Regions from separate parts of the Homo sapiens genome. Here region 2 is linked to region 1. Evidence: chromatin loops called from intact Hi-C (ENCODE). Cell type or tissue: endothelial cell of umbilical vein. All regions are shown on one strand. Each heading gives the region's core, and the rest is flanking DNA. Links, peaks and the distances in the headings are about the cores only. Region 1 has its middle 8.7 kb from the start of DKFZp451B082. Region 2 overlaps PACRG (parkin coregulated).

Region 1 (11,413 bases), core at 2,352-10,351:
AGTAAATGAGTGGCAGATGCTGGAAGCCAGCTTTCTTCCCGCTGGAGAGGGAAGTTGCAGATGCAGAAGGGGAGAGGCTGCTGGATTGAAGTCAGAGACATCGGTGTGAACTCAAGTGTATCTTAGTATAGATGCCAGGAGACGAATACACAAATAATTGAAGCCGTGTGTATACACCAATGGGTGTGCAGAATCGATGTCTAGCTCTGTCTGCCAAGAGGGCCTAGAAGCAAGGAAGTGCAGCCGCCTCAAGCACATCTTGAGCCCACATCTTGGTTTCCAAACACAATTCTCCAGTGAGGGGAACCAGGGCTCTTTGGAGAAATGGCTCATTCTAGGGCTGGGTCAGGGAAAATACAGGATGAGCCTGCAGGATCTTGAAGTGGCAAAAAGCAAGAAAGCCCTTGAATAACACGAGGATGGGGCATGTCAGAGGGGCGCAAGAGCCAACCTGAAAAATCTCCCCATGGCCAACGCTGTAAGAATTTGAGCAAAAAAGAAACTAACATAGTACTGTGTCATAACGTAAAGAATACAGCAAATATATGAGCTCACATTGACATAAATACATGATTGAATAAATAAATGGGAGAGAAGGAACACATATTTCTTATAATAGAATTCCAAATTATTTACATAGATATTTCCCGTCCAAGTTGTGGAGTGTGATTTCACCCACCACCCTACCTGTGCCCTGAGGGTGGCTGGACTTAGTGACATGTTTCCAAAGATAGCGTAGGGAGGAGGAAAAAAGTAGCTACTCTGGACAAACCTGGCAAACACTTCCTCAGCTAGAGGACCAAGGCCGATGTCATCAGTGGCCAACCACACAGAGAGCATGTACCCTTGGTGTGACGTGACAAGAATGACACTTTACCTCTGCATCTTCCTCCCAAACCCATTAACTGCAGTCTATTCATGAGAAAAACATCAGAAAAGAAAAACAAGTCGAGGGACATTCTACACAGTAACTGACCAGTAGTGCTCAAGATTGTCAAGGTCACCAAAAACAAGATGAGAAGTCACAGAGCAGGGGAGACTAAGGAAACATGACAACAAATGTAGAATGTTCATGATTATTCTGTATATCTAAGACTATTCCCTCCAAAATTATTAAAAATAAAAAGAAGCTGGGTGTGGTGGCTCATGTGTATAATCCCAGCACTTTGGGAGGCCGAGGTGGAAAGATCGCTTGAGCCCAAGAGTTCAAGAACAGCCTGGGCAACACAGGGAGACCCTGTCTCTATAAAAATCTAAAAAATTAGCCGGGTGTGGTGGTGAACACCTGTAGTCCCAGCTACTTGGGAGGCTGAGGTGGGAGGATCACTTGACCCAGGAGTTTGAGGCTGCAGTGAGCTGAGATGGTGCCGTTGCACTCCAGCCTGGACAACAGAGTGAGACCTTGTCTCAAAAAGAGAGAGAGAGAGAGAAGGGAGCATAAAGAATGTATATATATATATATATATATATATATATATATATTTTTTTTTTTTTTTTTAACAAAAATTGTCCTGTAGGACAAGAGCAAGAATCCAGTGGAATTCTACTGGTGACCTCTGACAGTAAGGATCAATGCAATAATCAGCATTCTTCCACTGAATTGGATCGACCACGGATCTTCCTACTTGTGGGCTAGGCAAGCCCCCAGGCTGGGCTTCCGCAGCTGTCGAAGCTGTGTCTTGGGCACCCAAGTCTCTTCTGCCACAGTGTGAGGGCAAACACAGTGCCAGAGCCTGGTACTTCCAAGGCCATGGTTTCTACTGTACTCACCTACACTGAGCCCAGCCGTAATTTATAACTTTTTTGGCAGGGGGGCGGGGGTAGGAAATCTCCACTTAGAAATCCACTCGCATTTCAAGCTATACACATCTAAATCCAAGATCCGCATTAGGCTGCTCTCGTGCACCCATCTTTTCTCTGTGTCTCTATTACCAGACTCCTGCCACCCCTGAAGCCTGGACTAATAACTTCTGGGCTATCTGAGAGTTTCTTTTGTCCCCAGGATTCAGCCCGTCTCTGACCCGCCGGTGAAGCGGCTTCCCGTCACCTGTTTCCATCTCCCATTCGCACAGCAGGTGATTCCACTTCCAGAACTTCCGAAGGTGACGCCCTCCCTCATCCTGTGTCCGCAGAACTTCCCTGGCCCTTGGACCATTTTCCTTGGAAGTCTCAATGTCTGTCATTTCCATTCAAATAAAACCTGCAGCTCTTGGCCCAGACCTCCACAGCTCTCCACTGGAGTCCCTTCCCACCTAAGGTGCAGATGAAGTCCAAGCTGGCTCTTCTGTCTTCTCCCCAAACTCGTCCTGTCACGGGGCACTTGCCACTCTTGCCTCTCAGCTTGCTTCATGCGAGATGTTCTGTTTGGCATTCCCTCCTTTCTCCTGGACACAAACTCACATCCCTCCCACTCTTCTTCACACTCCTTGAAGAGGCTTTTGATTCAAATTGTCTTGAGGCCTCCACATCACCCCAGCTATTTTAGCGACTCCTTGACATTTCTGAACAGCCATAAAGAATATGTTTCTTCTGTTTCTGTAATTCTTGTTTTCGGTACCTTATTTGAATGTAGGCTTTGTGGGTTCCGGCTCTGAGTCCTTTAACAACTTCTTATTTATACACAAGGAGTTCGGTAAAGTGTTAATTGAACAACTTTTCTTCTAAACACGAAGCTTGATGAAGTGTTACTTGACACAATGAGTGCCCAGTTAAAAATGTTAATTTTTCAGTTTGTTAAATGTGCGACCTTCACGGTGGACTGACTGAAAGTTGGTGCTGCCTGATCAGGATTTGATCTTTCTCTACAGTAGACAGTTTCAAACGCAGACCCTGCAGTGCCCCTGGAGCCATCTCTTCAGGACACCAGGACTCACACTGTCTGCGTGATCAGCACCCACGTGGCCTCCTCTCACCTGAGGGCCTGATCCACCAGCCTGAGATGCACCCAAGCCAACGTGAGCTAACTGTGCAAAGAGAGCCCCACAAGGCCCCATAGGAGAGGCCCTGCCGAACAAGCATGAAATAGAATATCGACATTGTGCCCTTGATCTGTGAGTTCCATAACACTATCAAAAAAGCCTTTAAGTTTTCAGAGCACAGTTTGTACTTGGTAAACCCAACCCACACTTCAAAGATATACCCTTCTCCAGATACAAGCTTTAAAAGAAGCTGTCTGGCCGGGCGCAGTGGTTCATGCCTGTAATCCCAGCACTTTGGGAGGCCGAGGTGGGCGGATCGCCTGAGGTCAGGAGTTCGAGACCAGCCAGGTCAACATGGTGAAACCTCGTCTTTACTAAAAATACAAAAATTAGTCGGGCATGGTGGCACGCACCTGTAATCCCAGCTACTCAGGAGGGTGGGGCAGGAGACTCGCTTGAACCTGGGAGGCAGAAGTTGCGGTGAGCAGAGATGGCGCCACTGCATTCCAGCCCGGGCGACAGAGCAAGACTGTGTCTCAAAAAAAGAAGCTGTCATGGTATTTCCTTTTCTTCTTCACGATTGGTCGCCACTCTTACCAAGCTCCCTCAAGCAATGTCTTTTCCTTTAATATACAGAAAGGCCATTCTCAGAATCTAGTACTTTTTCATTTATTTATTTATTTATTTATTTATTTATTTATTTATTTATTTATTTTTGAGACGGAGTCTCACTCCTGTTGCCCAGGCTGGAGTGCAGTGGCGCAATCTCGGCTCACTGCAACCTCCACCCCCCGGATTCAAGCGATTCTCCTGCCTCAGCCTCCCTAGTAGCTGGGATTACAGGCATGCGCCACCTCACCCAGCTAATTTTTGTATTTTCAGTGGAGGCGGGGTTTTTCCATGTTGGCCAGGCTTGTCTTGAACTCCTGACCTGAAGTTATCCACCCACCTCAGACTTCCAAAGGGCTGGGATTGCAGGCATGAGCCACCATGCCCAGCAGAATCTAGTACTTTTTCTCATTTCAGTATTGCCACTGTGTGTCCTGTACTAACATTCTCTGTTCCTCTCTGAATGTTCACATGAAAATGGCGTTTTTCAATCTCTGCATTGTGACCTGAGCCTGCTGCGCAGGAGGGCGGGATGGGGTGAGCGTGAGGAGCGGGATGCAGCCCCGCAGTCTTCACTGAGTGCTGCTGGGATGGCCCTGTGTTCTCTGTGTGTGACAGAGTGTGTTCGTGAGTGTCTGTGTGTGGGAGTGTTTACTGTGAGAGTGCATGAGTGTCTGTGTGTGTTTATGTGTGTGAGTGTATGAGGGTGTCTCTGTGTGTGTTTTTGTGTGTGTATGTCTGCGAGTGTGTGTTTATGTGTCTGTGCATGAGTGTCTCTGTGTGTATGTTTATGTGCGTGTGTTATGTTTTTATGTGTGTGTTTATGCGTGTTTATGTATATGTTAGTCTGTATGTGTGTGATGATGTCTGTGAATGTGTGATTGTGTGTATGTAGTTATGTATTTGTGTGTGTGTTAGTGTGTATATCTATGGTGTATGAATGTGATTTTGTGCGTGAGAGTGTGTATGTGTGTTTTTATGTGGTTTTGTGGGTGTGAGTGTGTATGTGTGTTTTTATGTGGTTTTGTGTGTGTGAGTGTGTGTGTGTGTGATTATGGGAGTGTGTGATGATGCATGCAAGTGTGTGATATGTAGGAGTGTGTGTTTATGTGTTTGCGTGTGCGCGTGTGTGTGTCTGTGTGTGTGTGAGCATGTGTTTCTGTGTGTGTGCACACAAGTGCTGTGTGTATGTAGAGAAACAGTTCCCAGCTGGCTCTACCCTAGAGGCCTGGGGAGGAGGGTGGCACCGGGCGGGGAGCAGGAGGGGGCGGGGCCAAGCAGGAGGGGGCGGGGCCAACCCGGAGGCGATTCTAAGTCTGCAGCTTCCGATCCAGTGCAGGCCCGCGGGGAACTCCTGCCTGTGTGCAACACTGTGGCCTTCCTTGGCAGCAAGTTTGTGAATCATACCCACATCTGTGCTTCACGTTTCTCCCTCCCATTTCAAGCATGGTCACTTAGCCCCTCCAGGAACCTCAACTTTCTAATCTGTATAAGGGCGACAAATTACAAATATGAATATTGAAGGACGTGGGAATGTGCCTGGAGGGGCCTTGTTGGTGTAAAGCACTTGAACGTCACAGAGTTTCTCTCCCCAGGGTCCAGCAGTGCCTATGACATTTTTAAACAATGCACGTGCCACATACATAGCTGCACAATACAGCGTGTTTCTACTTTTCTCTGAAACTGAAGGAATAAGAGGAGAAAGGAAAAGAATGCGGTGTTTAACTTTCTGCAAAGTCACAGGCTGTCTCCGCTGTTCACAAGCTGCTGTTTCGTGGGGAGTTGACCTTTCAGCTCCCTGGGTTATCCATGGCTTTGATCAATCTCTGGAAGTTCACTTATTGGCTTTAAATTGATCTATTGATTTAATAAAAGTCACATATCATCATCCCTGGTTCAGGACAAAGCACTCAATTTGTCTCCAGTTTGGCAAATATCATCAATAATAGATGTTTTGCTGATTCTGTTGGGTGACTAATTTCCATGGCATGCTCACAGGAAACTTGTTCCTGTCACAGTCCAGTCTCTCTGCACAGAACTTACAACCACGGCCTGTCGGCTGGATCCTGTCTGCTTAGATCCCTCATCACTCGGTCTGACTATCACCTGAGTCCCTTTTCTTAAGAATGACGAGGCCAGCTGCAACCCGTGATGGGAGAGGTGGGAGTAGGGGTTGGCGGAGTGGAATTGGGGTGCAGCTGCAGGCCTGCTCTCCCCAGTCTCCATTCCCTGCAGTCCCCAGTGGCTGGCTGAATAAGCCTCCCCCTGAGAGGCTGGCGGGGTTGCTGGGAAGCGGTGGAAATGAGGTCATCAGCAAGTGTGGATTCACTTCCTCTGGACTTTTGCAGCCAAGCAGGCAAAAAAAAAAAAAAAAAAAAAAAAAAGAAGAAGAAGAAGAAGAAGAAAAAGAAGAAGAAGAAAAAGAAGAAGAAGAAAAAGCTGAATGTCCAGCTGAAGGGCGTCTGAATGCTCTCCGTGATCTTCTTTCTTCTTGCTAACACAGCACAGCCTACACAGCCACACGCAGATGCGTGTGCAAACCAGTACTTCTGCACACATGAATGCCTGCACAGGCTTCCCTCAGTCTGTCCCCTACCCGGTCCTCCCACGCTGTTGGAGTGAGTGGCCAGGAGGCAGAATGCCAGCAGGTCTGGAGGAGTTATCAGCATTTGCTGTTTCTGAACATTTAGCCCCACATTTCAGAGTTTTGTCCACAGCTCCTGCCAGGGGCCGGCCAGGCTGGGAGCCTCCATGCCAACTCTGCATGTCCTTTGGGGAAATGAGAGTCAGCCTGCCGAAAATCGAAAAGGGAAATGAATCTAGCAAGCTGCATTCCTTTCTTCACCCCTTTATATACCACATGCCACCCCCGTTGGGCACCGTCTAGACCCTTTAGTGTCTCTGCTAATGAGTAGACAGTTTCTCCTGTGTCTGGCACATGTCTTCTGCAAACCACAGAGAGGAGATACACGGAGCAAGTGTCTGATCTTCCTCCTCTTCCCCCAGCATTGGGTAGCACCAGTTCAAAGAAAAGCACAGCATTTCCTTCATCATGACTTTGTGAGGGCAAGTACACCTCCTGGAGACACTTCCTCAAAAGTGACATCTCCATTCCTAAAACGCTGACCGACATTAATCCCACGTAAAGCTCTAGTGCCTTAGAAGAGATCATGTACCGACATCTCCTATTTTTTCCTTAAGGTTTTAGTCTTCTATGTGTAAAGGAAGACTACGTCTCTTAATAATTAATTATGATCGCTATTTAAAGCATTTGTAGCTATAATCAGAAACCTTAGCCTTGTCACCATTTTCCAAAGAGAGCTCCATTATTATACATTCTGATGCCCGCTAGTCTGAAAGAAGCTCAAGGAAAAAGGAATGCAATGTTTTGTCAGTCTTTATTTAAGCTCCATAACAAATTTTTACTCTGAAAAAAATTTGTTTAGTTATTGTATAGAGTTGCTGATATTCCTCAGATTCCTATGCAAATTGCATAAGATGGGCGAGGCCCGTTCTTACAGACACGTGCAGCCTTGGAGTGAAATACACAGGCTCTGTCATCAAGCTTGTGGCTGCTGCACTCAGTGAAGATTTCGGTTCATTTCTTGCCCCAGATCTTCTGACTCTTGCCGGGTTTCCAACTACAGGACAGAAGTGATCTCATTAGCACCCCGCATTCTTCATCCTCTTCCGGTTTCCTCACTCCTGACCCTGAAGAGCCCTGAGCTCTTCAGGCAGAAAGATAAGGGCTGAGACTCATTGCTGACGATGTTTAGGAAAGGTCAGGAATTCCAGTTTACCAAATTTTTCTTAGTTTTTTTAAACTTGGGTTTTGGCAAAGATTTTTGGCCTGAGAATGTGCCTCACCTTCAAACATTCAGAGGATGGTATAGAAAGTAAAGAGAATGAGGTGACGGCCCGGTGTGGTGGCTCACGCCTGTAATCCAAGCACTTTGAGAGGCCAAGGCGGGCAGATAACCTCAGGTCAGGAGTTCAAGACCAGCCTGGCCAACGTGGCGAAACCCCATCTCTACTAAAAATACAAAAATTAGCTGGGCATGGTGGTGCACGCCTATAATCCCAGCTACTAGGGAGGCTGAGGCAGGAGAATTGCTTGAACCCTGGTGGTGGAGGCTGCAGTGAGATGAGATCGTGCCAGTGCCTAAAAAAAAAAAAAAAAAAGGAAAAGAAAAAAAAGAAAGAAAAGAAAGAGATGAGTTGAAGTGTGTTTTTAAAAATTACACAAAGTTCATTTTCCAAGACTTTGCCACCACAGTGGATTTAATAGTATATCATTAATTCCAACATACTTATGATTTGATTTGCAAAACTTCTTTCAATGTAGGTATTTCTAGGGAAAGTGAAGTGTGAGGTTTCAGCCTGGCCACGGGTTTTTGATTCTGAGGGTCCCCTGGTTCCCCTGTCACAAATGCTGAAGGATACTCTCTATGGATTTTCTTGGGAGGGCTGAGGGGTGGGACTGAAAACGAGCCTGCAGGCACAGTGGCCCCCAGTTTCCTGGAGTCTCTTCCTGGGCTGCAGAACTCAGAGTTTCAGTCTGAATGTTGAGACACAGAGGCAGGAGAAGAGCTGTGGTGTTGGCGAATCTGTTCTAGCACTGAATGATGTCCTTTCTTCCCTGAACATCTTAGCAAGTCTTCTCTTGGTAACTGCAGATGGGACATTGGGATGTGGCCATGGACGCAGCAGTTCCTCCAGGGACTGTCCATGAGAGACAAGGAGGGAGACTGCAGAAGGCCTGTGGCTGACAGGGCCCTTCCTCCGCCACCTGGAAGTAGCTACTGTGATCTCCTTCTGGGCTGGCTGGGGACATGCATGTCTACTCTCGAAGGGCTGTGGTCTCGTAGAACACGGTGAGAGGCCAATGGGATATAAGGAGGGGTAGGGAGGTTGCACGGGTTGAAAGAAAAGACTCCGGGTTTGGACCTCAGGGCTGGTTCTTATTTGTTTTGCTGCCTTGAGGAAGAACATTGTTTAAGCTCTGTGACCCTCTGCTCCTATTTGCAAAATGCAGATGCTAATGTCCATCTTTTAGGGTGTTTGTGAGGCTGTGCCACTGTAAGTGCATATCATAGTGTCTGGCACATGGAGGTGCTCAACTCGTGGGGATTACTATGAAGATTTGGTGACTGCTGGGAAAGGCCCTACATTAAAATGCTCTTCCCCACTGACCTGTGTCCATGAACAAAACTCCTGCCACCACTGCGTCATTAGATTTTGTCCTTGGAATGCTCCTGTTAAGACACAAACCATCCTCCAGGGTCTGCGGGGAGAGAGTTGGGAAAGAAACGAATTGCCCAGGGGGAAACGCCTTTGGTGGAACAAGTTTATCAAGTCAGCCAGTCAGCCCTGACAACCGGACAGACTGACAGACCAGTTTAGAGGGGTGGTGTGAGAGCAGAAAGGAAGAGGCCTGGCCCCAGAGGAGCTGGGCGGGTGGAAGTGGGCAGGGGGGAGGGGCTTAAAGACTAAATTACAAAATATTTACAGTGCCCAAAGAGCTGAGAGACAGGGGATACATTTATCTTTAAACAATGTTAGTTGTTAGCAAATAATATGCTCATTGTATTCTTTGTTTTTTGGAGTCAGGATCTCGCTCTGTCACCCAGGCTGGAGTGCAGTGGCTGATCTGGGTCAGTGCAACCTCCGCCTCCTGGGTTTGAGCAATCCTCCTGCCTCAGCCTCCCGAGTAGTTGGGATTACAGGCATGCGCCACCACACCCAGCTAATTTTTGTACTTTTTTTAGAGACGGAGTTTTTGCGTAGGCTGAACTCCTGAGCTCAAGCGATCCACCCGCCTCCGAAAGTGCTGGGATTACAGGCGAAAGTCACTGAGCCCAGCCTGTATTTTTATTTAACTTCTGATAACTTTCTAGGTAAGGAGTTTTACATTTGAAACACTGGGTCCAAATGTCAATGTGTAAAAAAATAATAATAATAAACTACAGTAAATATGCTACAGGTGTCAAAGAATTCTGGAAACCCAGAAAAAAAATAGTAAATATATGTGGAGCAGGTGTGCATGGAAGGCACTTACCATATGGTACTGGACCAATATTTGTAGACTGATCGGGAAGAGGGGCCTTCCTAACCATCCAGCACCTGGGGCTCCTGGATAAATGATATGATGCCACAGGGCCTCAGATACAGAGCATTTTGCTATTTTCTTCTCATCTCAACCACCCCTCAATTGTTCACTGAGCACTTACTGTTTGTAAGGCACTGTGCTGGGCACTAGGAAGAATAAAAACTGAGAAATTGTGTCCCTCCTTGAAGAAGACACCTACTGGGCAGCCTTCTCAGCCAGTGACCCCCATTTTTAGCAAACTCCTTCTTCTAGCCTCTCCTTCCACCCCCTAAGCCAGGGACATAGCAGCCACATTTAGCTACATGACCTGCTTCCCCAAGCAAAGTTAATTTACCTGACTCAAGATGGGCCAGTCAAACTCTGTATTCCAGGAATTAGGCATCTGGATTCAGAGATACAAGTCAGCTTCAACTGCAGTTTCAACAGAGGACACATACACTCAGGGGATGCAGGAACATTGCATTTGGCTACGGACTTACCAAGGAGCAAAGAGCCCTGCTCAGCAGAGAAAAGAATAGCATAGGCTTGCAGAGAGAAACGGAAAGGGGAGGCTGGGTGACCCCGGAGAACAGGAGAAAATCCAGTTTCATTCCCAATGTTTCCAGTTCCTGCTGCCAGTTCTTCTTCTGGCCCTGCTGCACTCCCTCTGTCTGTTTGGATTTCATGTATAAAAACCTGTCAGCAGTGACTTCAGCAAGGGTCTCTCCACCACAGCACGATTGCATGTGGGGCTTGATAATTCTTTGTTCTGGGGGCTGTCCTGTGCGCCGCAGGGCATTAAGGAGCATCCCTGCCTCCACCCACCAGATACCAGTAGGACCACCCCTAATGGTGACAACCAAAAATGTCTCCATACATTGCCACATGTCTCCTGGGGGCAGGAAATTGTTCCTGGTTGACAACCACTGACTCAAATGAAGAAAAGTTTATTTTTCTCAGGTGAAAAGGAATTAGTTTAGAGATAGTGTAGTGGCTCAAAAAAGTCATCCTGAGCCTGGATTCCTTCTGGCTTCTGCCTCCATTTATAGCTTGTGGCTTCAGCCTCATTGTGGCTGCTCTGCCTCCTGAATCACATCCATGCTGAGGAGGGAAGAAGGGGCAAGGGGGAAGAGGTACACGAGTCTTTTTTCCAGAAGCCCCACCCAATAGCATTTCACTTACATCTCATTTGTTAGAGCTGGGTTTTCGTTTGTTTGTTTGTTTGTTTTGAGATAGGGTCTCACTCTGTCGCCCAGGCTGGAGTGTAGTGGTGCAGTTACAGCTCATTGCAGCCTCACCCTCCCGGGCTCAAGCAATTATCCCACTTCAACCTCTAAGTAACTAGGACCACAGTTGCGTGCCATTATGTCTGGCTAATTTTTGTAGAGATGGGGTTTTGCCATGTTGCCCAGGCTGGTCTCAAACTCCTGGCTTCAAGTGATCCACCTGCCTTGGCCTCCCAAAGTGCTGGGATTACAGGCATGAGCCACAACGCCCAGCCAGAGCTGAGTTTTGAGAAGCATTTCTGGCTGGCCACATTGCCACCTCAATCAAAAAGAGGGTTCTGTTACAAAGTGTCACGGGTTGAATTATGTTCCCCTTCCTGCCCTCTGCCAAATGCGTATGTTGTCCTAACCCCCAGTACCTCAGATGGGGACCTTATGGGGATCTAGGGCTGCTGCAGGTATAATTAGTTAAGTTAGGATGAGGTCATGCAGGAGTAAGGTGGGCCCCTAATCCACTATGCCTGGTGTCCTATAGAAAGAAGAAATGTGGACACAGATCCGCATGCAGTGAG
Region 2 (11,413 bases), core at 1,737-9,736, 70 kb after region 1:
TGAACTCATGCGCATCCGATTTCATTTAACTAAGGACATTTTTAAGTGACCATTGTGTGGAAGGCACTAGCTTAAGTGCTCTCCCATTGAGTCATGACACAGTAATAGCGACAGTGCTAACACCGTTGAATATTTTCTAGTGCCAGGAGCTGAACTGTGCCTAAATGCATTATTTCATCTAATCTTAGTAACTCAACTGTGAGGCAGGTGCTATGATTAGCATCCTTACTGAAAGTTGAGGCAATGGAGGCTTGGAGAAGTGAAGTGGTTTGCCCAGGTTCCCAGGAGTAAGTGGAGGCAGCCGCAGGTCCAGGGGTGGGGGCAGGCTGCGGGGCGCTCAGCCCCTTCTCCCCACCTTCTTCCCATTGGCTCAGTCCCTTGCATTTTCACAGGCGCAGGGGCAGCAATACTTTTTAGATTTGGGTCTGGTCAACGTTTTTGGTCCCTTGGAAAATTCTCTCCTACAAAATAGGTTATGAATGTAACCCAATCCCCATTAAGATGGTCACTCAGTGATTGCTGTGTGTGTGTGTGTGTGTGTGTGTGTGTGTGTGTGTGTGTGTGTGCGCGCGCGCGCGTGCATGCGCACATGTGCGTATGATAATTAAGTGAATTTGGAGTTGGCACAGGGTGGGGATTGGCCGTGACTTCTGGGTAGGGTAGTGGGTAACTGGAAGAGGACTGAGGCCGGGCGTGGTGGCTCATGCCTGTAATCCCAGCACTCTGGGAGGCCGAAGTGGGCAGATCATCTGAGGTCAGGAGTTCGAGACCAGACTGACTAACGTGGTCATTATAAACTGACCAACCCAGTCTCTACTAAAAATACAAAATTAGCCAAGTGTGGTGGTGCATGCCTGTAATCCCAGCTACTCGGGAGGCTGAGGCAGGAGAATCACTTGAACCTGGGAGGCGGAGGTTGCGGTGAGCCGAGATGGCACCACTGCACTCCAGCCTGGGCAACAAGAGTGAAACTCCACCTCAAAATAAAATAAAATAAAAAAGAAAAAGAAAAAAAAAACAGAAGAGGACTGAGTGGTGCTGTGGTCAAGGTGGGGGGCACAAGCTCTGTCCCTGCCCTGGCACCAGCTCCCCCTGTCCCCACTCCCGGTCTTCATTTCCTCATAGGTAAAGCAGGGAGCAGAATAACTCCCTCCTGGACTAGTACAGGGCTGGGGAGGACAACATGCGCCACACGTAGTGAGGATTTACCCGATGGACATGCTGTGATGGCTGGGACTGGTATTTAGACTGCAGCTATTAATAGAATGACATTGCAGAACTGGATTCATGATAAGGCTTCCTTAACTTTCATTTAATTCTATTTCAAATGAAATCTTAAGTATTTTAAAAAATTAAAAATATTTAGAAATAAATATTGAGGAGGTCAATGAAAAAGAATGAAGTTATTTACAAAAGAAAAACTGACTCAAGATTCATATGAGAACAACAACTACTCTTAACCTATAATGTCCCTAAGTGAATTGATTTGGAAATAGTTAGGAAAAGGAACCGCATCGTGAAAGCCATCTTGGAACTGATTAGGTTCTAACGCATTTAATGCCAAATCAGGAGAGCCAGTAAACTAAAACAATGAGATCAAAGCCGCAGCAAATACTCTGCACACCAGCGAGTCCTGACACATGGGAACTGGCGCAGGGTTCAGTCGGTCCACGGCCAAACTCAGTTTCTGCTCATGTGGGGTAGATATCAGTGCACGGAATTCCAAATTTGTTGGTGTGGTTTCCAGCGACCAGTTCCAGGCTCCCATCTGCATGCCACAGTCTAGCATCTCAATGGCAACTGGCTGACCTTGAGCCTGTCCTCGCTGATGGAGGGACTGCTTTTATCACTGTGTTTCACCTTTGCTGGGCACGACCTTCTGATCTCACTGTGGCAGTTCACAGTTAATTGCACTAAGGAAGGGCCGCATCTGAATAAGTCCCTCCTGAAGAACATGCAATCTGAATTCACATGTATTTCTCTTTAGAGTGCATTCCATGATGTTTTGCTACACACATACCCCCTAAATTGTAGTTATTTTAGATATTCTGTAGAACTAATTTATGGTCCCTGTATATTCCGGGAAGGTAATTGGGAAAGCCATTCAAAAGTGTTGAGTGGTATAGACGAGTATTTGGTCATAAAAAGTTCTCTATGCATTATTTTTCTTAGATAATCGAGAGCACATTTTATGCTGAAACTTCAGGCAAAGTGATGCATAAAATGAATCAGCATTATAAACTTGGCAACATGGGATTTTTAGTTTTATTAGTTCCCATTCAAAGGTATGACAGTCGCGAAACTCTTTTGTGCTCATTTAGAATTTCAAATGTAGGAGAATGTTAATAAGTGAATCTAATCCTTGTACTGATCCTGCTTAACAGAGCTTATTCTCCTGTTTTTCAGATGAGGAAATCAAGGCCAAGAAACTGTAACAGGTAAGTCCCAAAGTATGGAGGTGGCACACCAGGAGACAGGCCTGTCGGGCTCTTGCCACTGTGACGTCTACCTTTAATGACCTCGGTTACAGAATACCACGCACACGGAGCAATCAGGAAAGAAGGGCATTTCTTTACCACTGTCAGGTTTAAAATTCTTGTGGCTGAAAGCTCAAGATAACTCTGAAGGTGAATCAGACGCCAGCCCCACTTCAAACACCATTAGTGCTTGGCATTTCAAGCGCATGAGACGAAATTGCAATTAAGAAAACCTGAGAATCTCACTGAGCTTCTGCAACTAGCCATTATCACAAGATAAATGTCTTTTTTGAAAAACAAACTAAAAAGATGATACAGAATAAATGTTTGAATAATGTCTAAATTCTGTGGGGAAAAGAAAAGCAAGAACCCGGAGGCCTAGTCTCTCCAAATCATTTCCTTAATTTTTAAGAAAACAACAAAGCCAAATAAATAGCTTCTTCTGTGGTGTTTCTGAAAATGTGGGATTCTGAATGTGAGATCCTGAAAATCTCCAGGAACCTCCAGACCACAAAACCCTCAGCATGGCCACGGTCGGGCCACACCGTTCTGAGGTTTCCCAACTGCGCACGCCACACTCAGAGCAACACATGTACCCCGGTTCCTCGTTCAATTATTTTTCTCTGTTAAATGAGTGGAAAATAATGTCATCCATCTGGCAGGAGACTGGCTGGTGTTCTGTTTCTGGTGTTCTTTGCTCAAATGCTTCCATTCCAAGTGTTAAAAGACTATCTGTGTAAATGGTCAGGGCTCGGGGTGTCCCTTTGGGGTGATCTAAGAGAAGGTCAGGATTGAAAAGAAACATGTAAGAAATGCAGAGCCTCGAAGTGTCCCCAGAGCTGGCTCAGGTGTGACCCAGATCCTGCGGGCTGTGAGGGGCCTGGGCAGCCTCCGCAGGAGGAGGTGAGCATGGCCGTGTGTGCGGCCTGTGGGGACAAACGTGGCGGCGAAGGCTGCTGGGAGGGCTGAGGGTCCCCGGCTTCTGGGGTTGGGAAACTGGCTCTTCCTGGTGAGGGGTCCCTTTCCCTTCTGTAAGAGCAGTGGGGACCAGGTTTCCAAAACGTTGTTCAGATTTTGCAAAGTGAAAGGCAAGAGCTTGCTGTCTTTTTGACCTGCAAGGAACACCAAAGCAAATGCGACCCCAGCATTTGCCTGCCATTTCTCTCCTCAGGGCCCTTGATTCTGCAGCCTGACATTGTCCTGAAAAATCACTTTCGTTCCGACAGCCACCAACCATACGCATAAGACTTTTAAAAGTTAGGTGCAAACTACTCATGTACTATCTGCTGCATGGGAAAAATAATCAGATGGTCTTTGAGGGAAGACACACACACACACACGCACATACACACATTCACATATGTACATATACATATATACAGATACACAAACACATATACACATATCTACACATATGCAAGCACACATCCACAGTCACATACATATCCATATACAAATACACACCTACATATATGCACATACATCTACACGTGTACACATAAACACACACATAAATACACATATGCATATACATACACACATGTACATAAACATCCATACACTTACATACCACATATACATATTTATGTAGTTTTAAAGTGACCTGTTGCGGAAAGTTTTCCCTCAAAAAAGCCTTTTGGGGAGCAGGAAGGGACGATATGGAACTCAGTAAGGAGCCTGTTTCTTTCCAGATGACCAAGGCTCACATTAGGAGGTAAGAACTGTTGAATTCAGCATGGATATACTGCCTGTTCTCAAGATGGTCTTTGACAGCAAAGCCATTTTCTATGGCAGAAATTATGATCATATTATTGATTCTGAAAATTAGTTGCCAATTCTTGACTGACTTAAAGTTTTTTAACACTTTGAAAGGGATTGAGAATAGTAGTATGGTCTTTAAATAATGTTTTTGTAAAACTTGCTTTAGAAACCAAAATTTCATCTTTGTTTCTGCCTCTCTGATACTCTTTACAGAATATTGTTTTATTACTACCTGTGTTATTATGGGTAGTAAACATAAATGTCCCACTTTATGTATCAATAATAAAATAGGCATTATTTTCCTAAAAACAGCTGTACATACTGATATTTCCTGACAATAAATATTTATGGACAACTCACGCCAGTTTTACTTTCCATACCAATTGTAACAGATGTGAGCTCATCATTCAGTCTGGAAGATTTTATAAACCACTGAATAACAAACTCCCATCCATTCCAAAAGACATGGACTATAAAATAGCATGAATTGTCAGTAAATGGTTATCCTGATGAAATATTCCGTTCACCCCTCCACTTGCATAAAGATAGATCATGCTCCAAAATATGCATACTTTTATAGAGGGAAGAATAATTTTTAAAAGTGATTTACACGACAGAACCATGCAATAGAGCATTTTCCTCCAAGTTCAAGACAAGGAGCCTCTGTCATGAAGGGATGGAGTCATTCAGTCCCTTCCAGCAGCCTAGCTGAACAGTGAGGCTCCTTTCAGAGTCTACAGTCAAATCAAACCGGTCGAGGCGGATGGTGCACCTACTGTGGGCAATGTTCTTTGCTAGATGCTGTCATCTACCTGAGAGGAATTTATACAGAGCCGCACATAGTATATGCATCCATGACAGCTCTGCTCCTTATGACACAGGCATCCGAGCTGCTCTGCCTGTGCAGGAGCTGTGGTTATTATTCCTTCCCCATCACGGACGGTGCATTCTTTTCCTTGGACTTCATTTCTGCTCCAGCTCTCTGGGCTGGGCCATTTTCCTAATTGCTTCTCTGGCAAATATCTCCGGGGCCCTTTGGCTTCTCCCGCCATGATGTGAAGCAGAGATTAAAGATGTCAGGATTGTGCTAGGAACTGAGGATACAGTGGTTGACAGAAAAGATCCGGTCTTTGACCTCATGGGGATTCACTCTAGCAGGGAAGAGGAGCTTTAAATAAATCATCACTGCTACTGTGCTGTGGGAGCTTAGACGGGAGATCTAGCCTGGACTGGGGCTGGCGGGGTGGGGGTGCTGCCCGAGTGGGGATGTGTCAGGGGAAGCGGGAGGGACGAACAAGGAAGGAGACAGGGGCGTAAAGGATCACAGGCAAAGAGAAGGGTTTGCGCAAAGGCCCTGCGGTAGGGGAGAGTTGGATCTGTTCAGAAGCAGAGATGAGTCCGGTGGAGTTGCAGGTGGGGTGGGGAGAGGGGTGTCTGGGGGAGGCTGGACAAGCAGGCAGGAGTCAGGTGATGCTGGCCCTGAGGTCCCTGGGATGGGTGGTCACCTTATTCTAAGGGCCAAAAGGAGGCCAAGGAAGGCTCAAGTGGACCAGTGCATGACTGATTTTGAGTCGAGGCTGCTGTTTGGACAATATTTGATGGGTGTGAAGGTCAATGGCTACTGCACTGCCCCAGGCAATGTGATGATAGTGGCTTGGTTTAGGGTGGTAGAGAAATGAAGACCTATTTTGGAAAATTAAAAAACAGCTAGAACATGGTGTTGAATTTGATAAAGTGAGAGAGAGGGATACCTGTATTTCTCTTGTGCAAAGGGATAGATGGCAACAGCTTTAGCAGGGGCAACAGGGGAGGACAAAGGCTTGAGGAGATAGAAGGGCAGGAATTTGCCTTTGGACACATGAAGGCCGAGTCCCTGAGAGGCATCAGAAGGGAGGCGGGGAGCGGGGGTTGGGGGCGGCTCTGGACATCCAGAACTCAAATACCATCAAGATGCTGGAAGAGCACTTATGTGATGTCATGTGTTTCAATACCGGTTTTATTTCTTGCTTTAAAACATCTAGAATAAGATGGTTTTAAAAATCTAAAATAAAAATATCTAAAATAAAATAACATTAATCTGTTAAACACACTATGAGCTTTAATGAGCAATTTTCTAATAATCACTCACATCTCCCAGTTCCTAGTTCAAGGCTCTCTGCCAGACCACTGTTCTTCAGCATGTGCATGGAAGAAATTCATGCCCGTGAACTCTGTGGGGCCAGAGGGCAGTGATACCGGCTGGAACGGAAGATGACTCCCCTCTAAAGGAGCTGACAGTCTGGGACTGAGGTCAGAACGTCCAGCAGCTGCTGGCCTGGCCCCGGGCTGGCAGCAAACTCTCTGAACCTTGGCTTGTTTTTATGCAGGATGGCAAGAGGGACAAGATAATCTTCCAGAAAACCTACAGTTTTATAATTGTATAATTCTTTGGATTGCAATAATTAAAAATTCAAAATAAATCTGTTTATTAAACCCTATTTAATTTTTTTTTTTGAGACAGAGTTTTGCTCTTGTTGCCCAGGCTGGAGTGCAATGGTTTGATCTTGGCTCACTGCAACCTCTGCCTCTTGGGTTTGAGCGATTCTCCTGCCTCAGTCTCCCAAGTAGCTGGGATTACAGGCATGCACCGCCATGCCCAGCTAAGTTTGTATTTTTAGTAGAGATGGGGTTTCACCACATTGGTCAAGCTGGCCTCAAATTCCTGACCTCAAGTGATCTACCGGCCTTGGCCTCCCAAAGTGCTGGGATCACAGGTGTGAGCCACCGCATCTGGCCTAAATTTTTTTTTTTTTTTTTTTTGAGACGGAGTCTCGCTCTGTCGCCCAGGCCGGACTGCGGACTGCAGTGGCACAATCTCGGCTCACTGCAAGCTCCGCTTCCCGGGTTCACGCCATTCTCCTGCCTCAGCCTCCCGAGTAGCTGGGACTACAGGCGCCCGCCACCGCGCCCGGCTAATTTTTTTGTATTTTTAGTAGAGACGGGGTTTCACCTTGTTAGCCAGGATGGTCTCGATCTCCTGACCTCATGATCCACCCGCCTCGGCCTCCCAAAGTGCTGGGATTACAGGCGTGAGCCACCGCGCCCGGCCCTAAATTTGTTTTTATTGGAAAAACCTAACACATTGATTTATCCATAACATTGTGTTTATGGCATCCTAATCTGAAAAACATAATCTTAATCAAATTGCATATCTATTTCTTTGTTCAGGTTTGATCCCTAGTTCCAATCTTTTTGGATATATAATTGCTGGCTACAAGTTAGAAGGACTGATTCCTTCATTGCAATTTCCACATCTTCGAGTTAAGCGCTTTTTGGAAATCATCAGGAATGTTGTGTTCATGGCTGGAAAGCTCAGACACTAAAATACACATCTGCCACCAACCAGAGTCAGGAAAGGTCATGTCTGTCTCTTTACATTCACATCACCCACATTTATAAACTGAGTGTATATTACAGATACCCTTTAAATTAATCTAAAACTTGATTTTGATTTTTTGCATGAAAATTATCATGTCATATAGTAATGTGCATAAATGCTCAAAGTGATTTTTAAATTATACATACACAAAAGACACAGAATGCCAAGAATCAGTAGTAAAAAACATTCAAGAGCTTCTTTTTTTAATAAAATGATAACCACTAAAATTTACATGTTTACACAAAATTTGCCCCAGTGGCAGGTCATTGTAGCAATGGGTGCAAAGGCTTTCCTTGTAGAAGGGCTTGATGATTGAGCAATTTGGGGCCATGTGTTTGCAGAAAGAAATTGTTGTTTCCCATTGTTTTTTATGTCTAAAAGAAAGTGAAGAAAAGTACACACTGGATGGTGTAAGCCTTGTCATGGCTAAATCCAAAACCTTTAAGATGAATTTCTTTTCTTTTTTTTTTTTTTTTGAGATGGAGTTTCACTCTTGTTGCCCATGCTGGAGTGCAGTGGTGTGATCTCAGCTCATTTCAACCTCCACCTCCCAGTTTCAAGTGATTCTCCTGCCTCAGCTTCCCAAGTAGGTGGGATTACAGGCGCACACCACCATGCCCAGCTAATTTTTTGTATTTTTAGTAGAGATGGGGTTTCACCATGTTGGTCAGGCTGGTCTCGAACTCCTGACCTCAGGTGATCCACCTGCCTCGTCCTCCCAAAGTACTGGGATTACAGGCCTAAGCCACTGCACCTGGCCCAGATGAATTTCTTTTGATAAAGAGATAAGAGAAATAAATATTTTTGTAGGGGGTAAATTGGAGACACAGGAGGTAGCTTTTCAGTCAAGACTTCTTGACCAAGGACTTCATTTAGATTTTCACTTTTTGGCTCTAAGAGGACAGATTTGACCTGCTAATTACTTGGTGGGGTGGGAAAATTTCTTTTTCTTAAGTCTGTGTGTATATTAACATCAGCATAATTTGTATATCACCTCAAAGTCTTTGACTTACAATGAGCGTAACTATGGTGAAATTTTTCTTCTCTGGTGGCTTACTTTAAATGTCTTAATATTATCCAAATGCTTTATTCAATAAGGAAAAGAAAATTGCCCTTTTTTTCAAGTGACCCAAACAATAATTTTAAAAAAGTTCTGAATATTCAAATTAATGCTTCTATTTCTATTGATTTAATCTACATTATTTTTAAAGATTCTTGAAAAACTTGATCTGCTTCTTGTGCACATGATACTCATCTGATTTTATCTTGAACATTTAAGAGATTTTGTTTTAATAAGAAAGGAAAGAATGCTGTCAAGATATCGGTTAAAGTTAATTGAATTTGGAATGCATGCCAAAATTGGGTGGGCCTCATTCCTTTTCCTATGCTGTTGAATTACTAGATCAAAAGATTAGCTCAATGTAGCCTGACTCATATACACTGTATTTCAATTATATATTATTACTCTATGGATTCTGAATTTTGCTTAGAATTGGTAATTATTGAATATAAGATGTTTAAATTTTGTCTTCATAATGATAAATTTGAAGGTTCATTTACTAGAGATCTTGCTATAGATTTCTACTTCTGAAATTAAATGAAATTAAATGTACACTATCTAGATTTCATATAGCAAAAAAAAAAATTCATCTTGATTTTTGGCTATTGTTATTTTTTAGCAGTTGTACGCCAATGTTTTGATCTGGCCTTACTGTCCAATGTATTTTACATTGTGTTGCAAGCTTACCCTTTCTAAGGTACAGCTCCAGCCATGCCAGCTGCTGCCACCCCACTTCCATCCCATGCAGATACCTTTGAGGACTGTGCTGAGGCAAAGTCTCAGATCTCTCCACAGGAGCCAAGGGCTTCTTCAATGGCAATGATCTGCTCTTCCTCACTCCTGAGGGTGTTTTTCCCAGTAGCCTTGCTGCCGTTTCTTGAGCCCTGCCTCCTCTGAACGTCCTGCTCTGCACCCCCAAGCTCGCACCACCACAGGTCCCCAGTTGTGGCTCTTGAGCTGGCCCCACCTCTCCACCGCTCCAGCCCAGAGTCTAGTGCCTTATGTTTGCCCACTTGTGCTTGCACTGGCTTCTGCACCTGGAGCATCCCCCCATCTCCGGATGCACAAAGCCTACCCATCTTGCTCATCTCAGTTCAAATGATACCCTTTTCATAATCTGACGGGAAGGAGCATCTTCTCTTCCATTCCCTCCTTGGTGATTTTAATTCTACTTCTCATGACATCATTTCCTGCCATAAGTTGTGGTTTACATGTGTTATAAACCAATGTTTGTGTTCCCCAAATTCATATGTTGAAGTCCTAACCCCCAGTGTGGCTGTATCTGGAGATGGGACCTCTAAGGAAGAAATTAAGTCCAAACGAGGTCAGATGATCTAATAGGATTCATGTTCTTATAAGGAGGTGCCAGAAAGCTTGCTCCCGCTCTCTCCCTGTGCACATGCATCCAGGAAAGGCCATGTGAGTGCACAGTGAGAAGGTGGTCACCTGCAAGCCAGGAAAAGAGCCCTCCCCAGATACTAAATTGGCCGAACCTTGATCTTGGACTTCCTGTCTCCACAAATGTGAGATTATACATTTTTGTGGTTCCAGCCGCTCAGTCTCTGGTGTTTGGCTATGGCAGCCTGAGCAGACTAAGACAACATGGGATAGATGGGATCTTCTCATTTAGAGTGAAGACCTTGAAATGAGTGTTCATTGAACATTTGCCTTTGTTCACCACACTGCCTGGCTCTGTGTGTGCCTATGGGGTGGTGCACAGTATAACCCCTACCAGCTCAAGATGCAGTGAAATCCAGGCAAACCCAAAACTGTTGAGACAGCCCAGACAGGTGGGGCCAGCTCAAGAGCCACAACTGGGGAACTGTGGTGGTGCTAGCATGGGGGTGCAGAGCAGGACGTTCAGAGGAGGCAGGGCTCAGGACACGGCAGCAACAACACAGCTTCTAGAGGTGGCAGACTCACTCCCTAAAGTGATAACTCCACATCCCATGCACACAGCATGAGCTGCTAGATCTGGGAGGATGGAAAGGAGACTGAGCAGAGGCCATGCAGAGTGGAAGTGGAGCAGAGACGCTTGGTGAAGGAAGGGCCAGCTGGCCAGGTGGCAGCAGACCCGAGCGAAAACAATCTCTGCCTCTGGAGGGAGGGCTCACTCAGAAGCTTCCAGTGCAAAGGATGAACCTCAGGACAGACCAACAGATCCCAAAACAAGGATGCGCAGTGCAGGCTGAGGGTGGATGCCCTGCTAGGTTGATTTGGGAAGATAATTCTTCCCAGGTAATTCAATAACATAGGAATAATCTATCTTCATGGAGTTGACTCTCCTTCTCTCAAGCAAGCTCTTTCAATTAGCTGGAAAATATGACTTATGTGATAGTGAATAATTTGAAACAAAAGCCAGCATAGCATTGATATAATAAGAAAAAAATACAGGAAAGAGTAGTGAAAATTATTAGAGGAAGGATATTCACACATACTCACAGACACAACTGCCAAGAAATCTCTTATTGAATATTAAACCTCTGATTGAATTCAATATTAAGAGCCCTTAAAGCAAAAACACAAGATCTCAGGGCACAGACAGCAAGACTACTGGAGAAAATGAAAAGCAAGTTGACAGCACTCAGGAAAGAGCTAAAAGAATAATAAATCATAGAAATGGAAATCAAAATGACAGGAGCAAAGGAAGAATTGCACTAGGGAAAACTTGGTAAACAGATAGATACTAGAAATTAG

What was found. Hi-C counts contacts between places; a loop is a spot of excess contacts. Peaks named below come from ENCODE experiments on the same cell type or tissue, not always from the same donor. Only the 100,000 strongest peaks of a DNase experiment are listed, where the experiment ranks them.
Region 2: a loop joins it to region 1, with 5 times the contacts of the local background. A loop is called at or near these places in 2 of 110 quality-filtered maps.

What each region holds. Positions count from the first base shown.
Region 1 is chr6:163,350,013-163,361,425 of GRCh38, reverse strand. No RefSeq gene overlaps it. Among named protein-coding and RNA genes, the nearest start is that of DKFZp451B082, 8.7 kb to the right of the region's middle. In endothelial cell of umbilical vein, for the core only: no CTCF peak of the experiment used is centred there; DNase peaks (open chromatin) are centred at 4,905, 5,795, 6,085 and 7,195; H3K4me3 peaks cover 265 bases; H3K27ac peaks cover 3,207 bases.
Region 2 is chr6:163,279,432-163,290,844 of GRCh38, reverse strand. The region is part of intron 4 of PACRG (parkin coregulated); the gene reads right to left. Among named protein-coding and RNA genes, the nearest start is that of PACRG-AS1, 39 kb to the left of the region's middle. In endothelial cell of umbilical vein, for the core only: no CTCF peak of the experiment used is centred there; a DNase peak (open chromatin) is centred at 6,464; H3K27ac peaks cover 596 bases.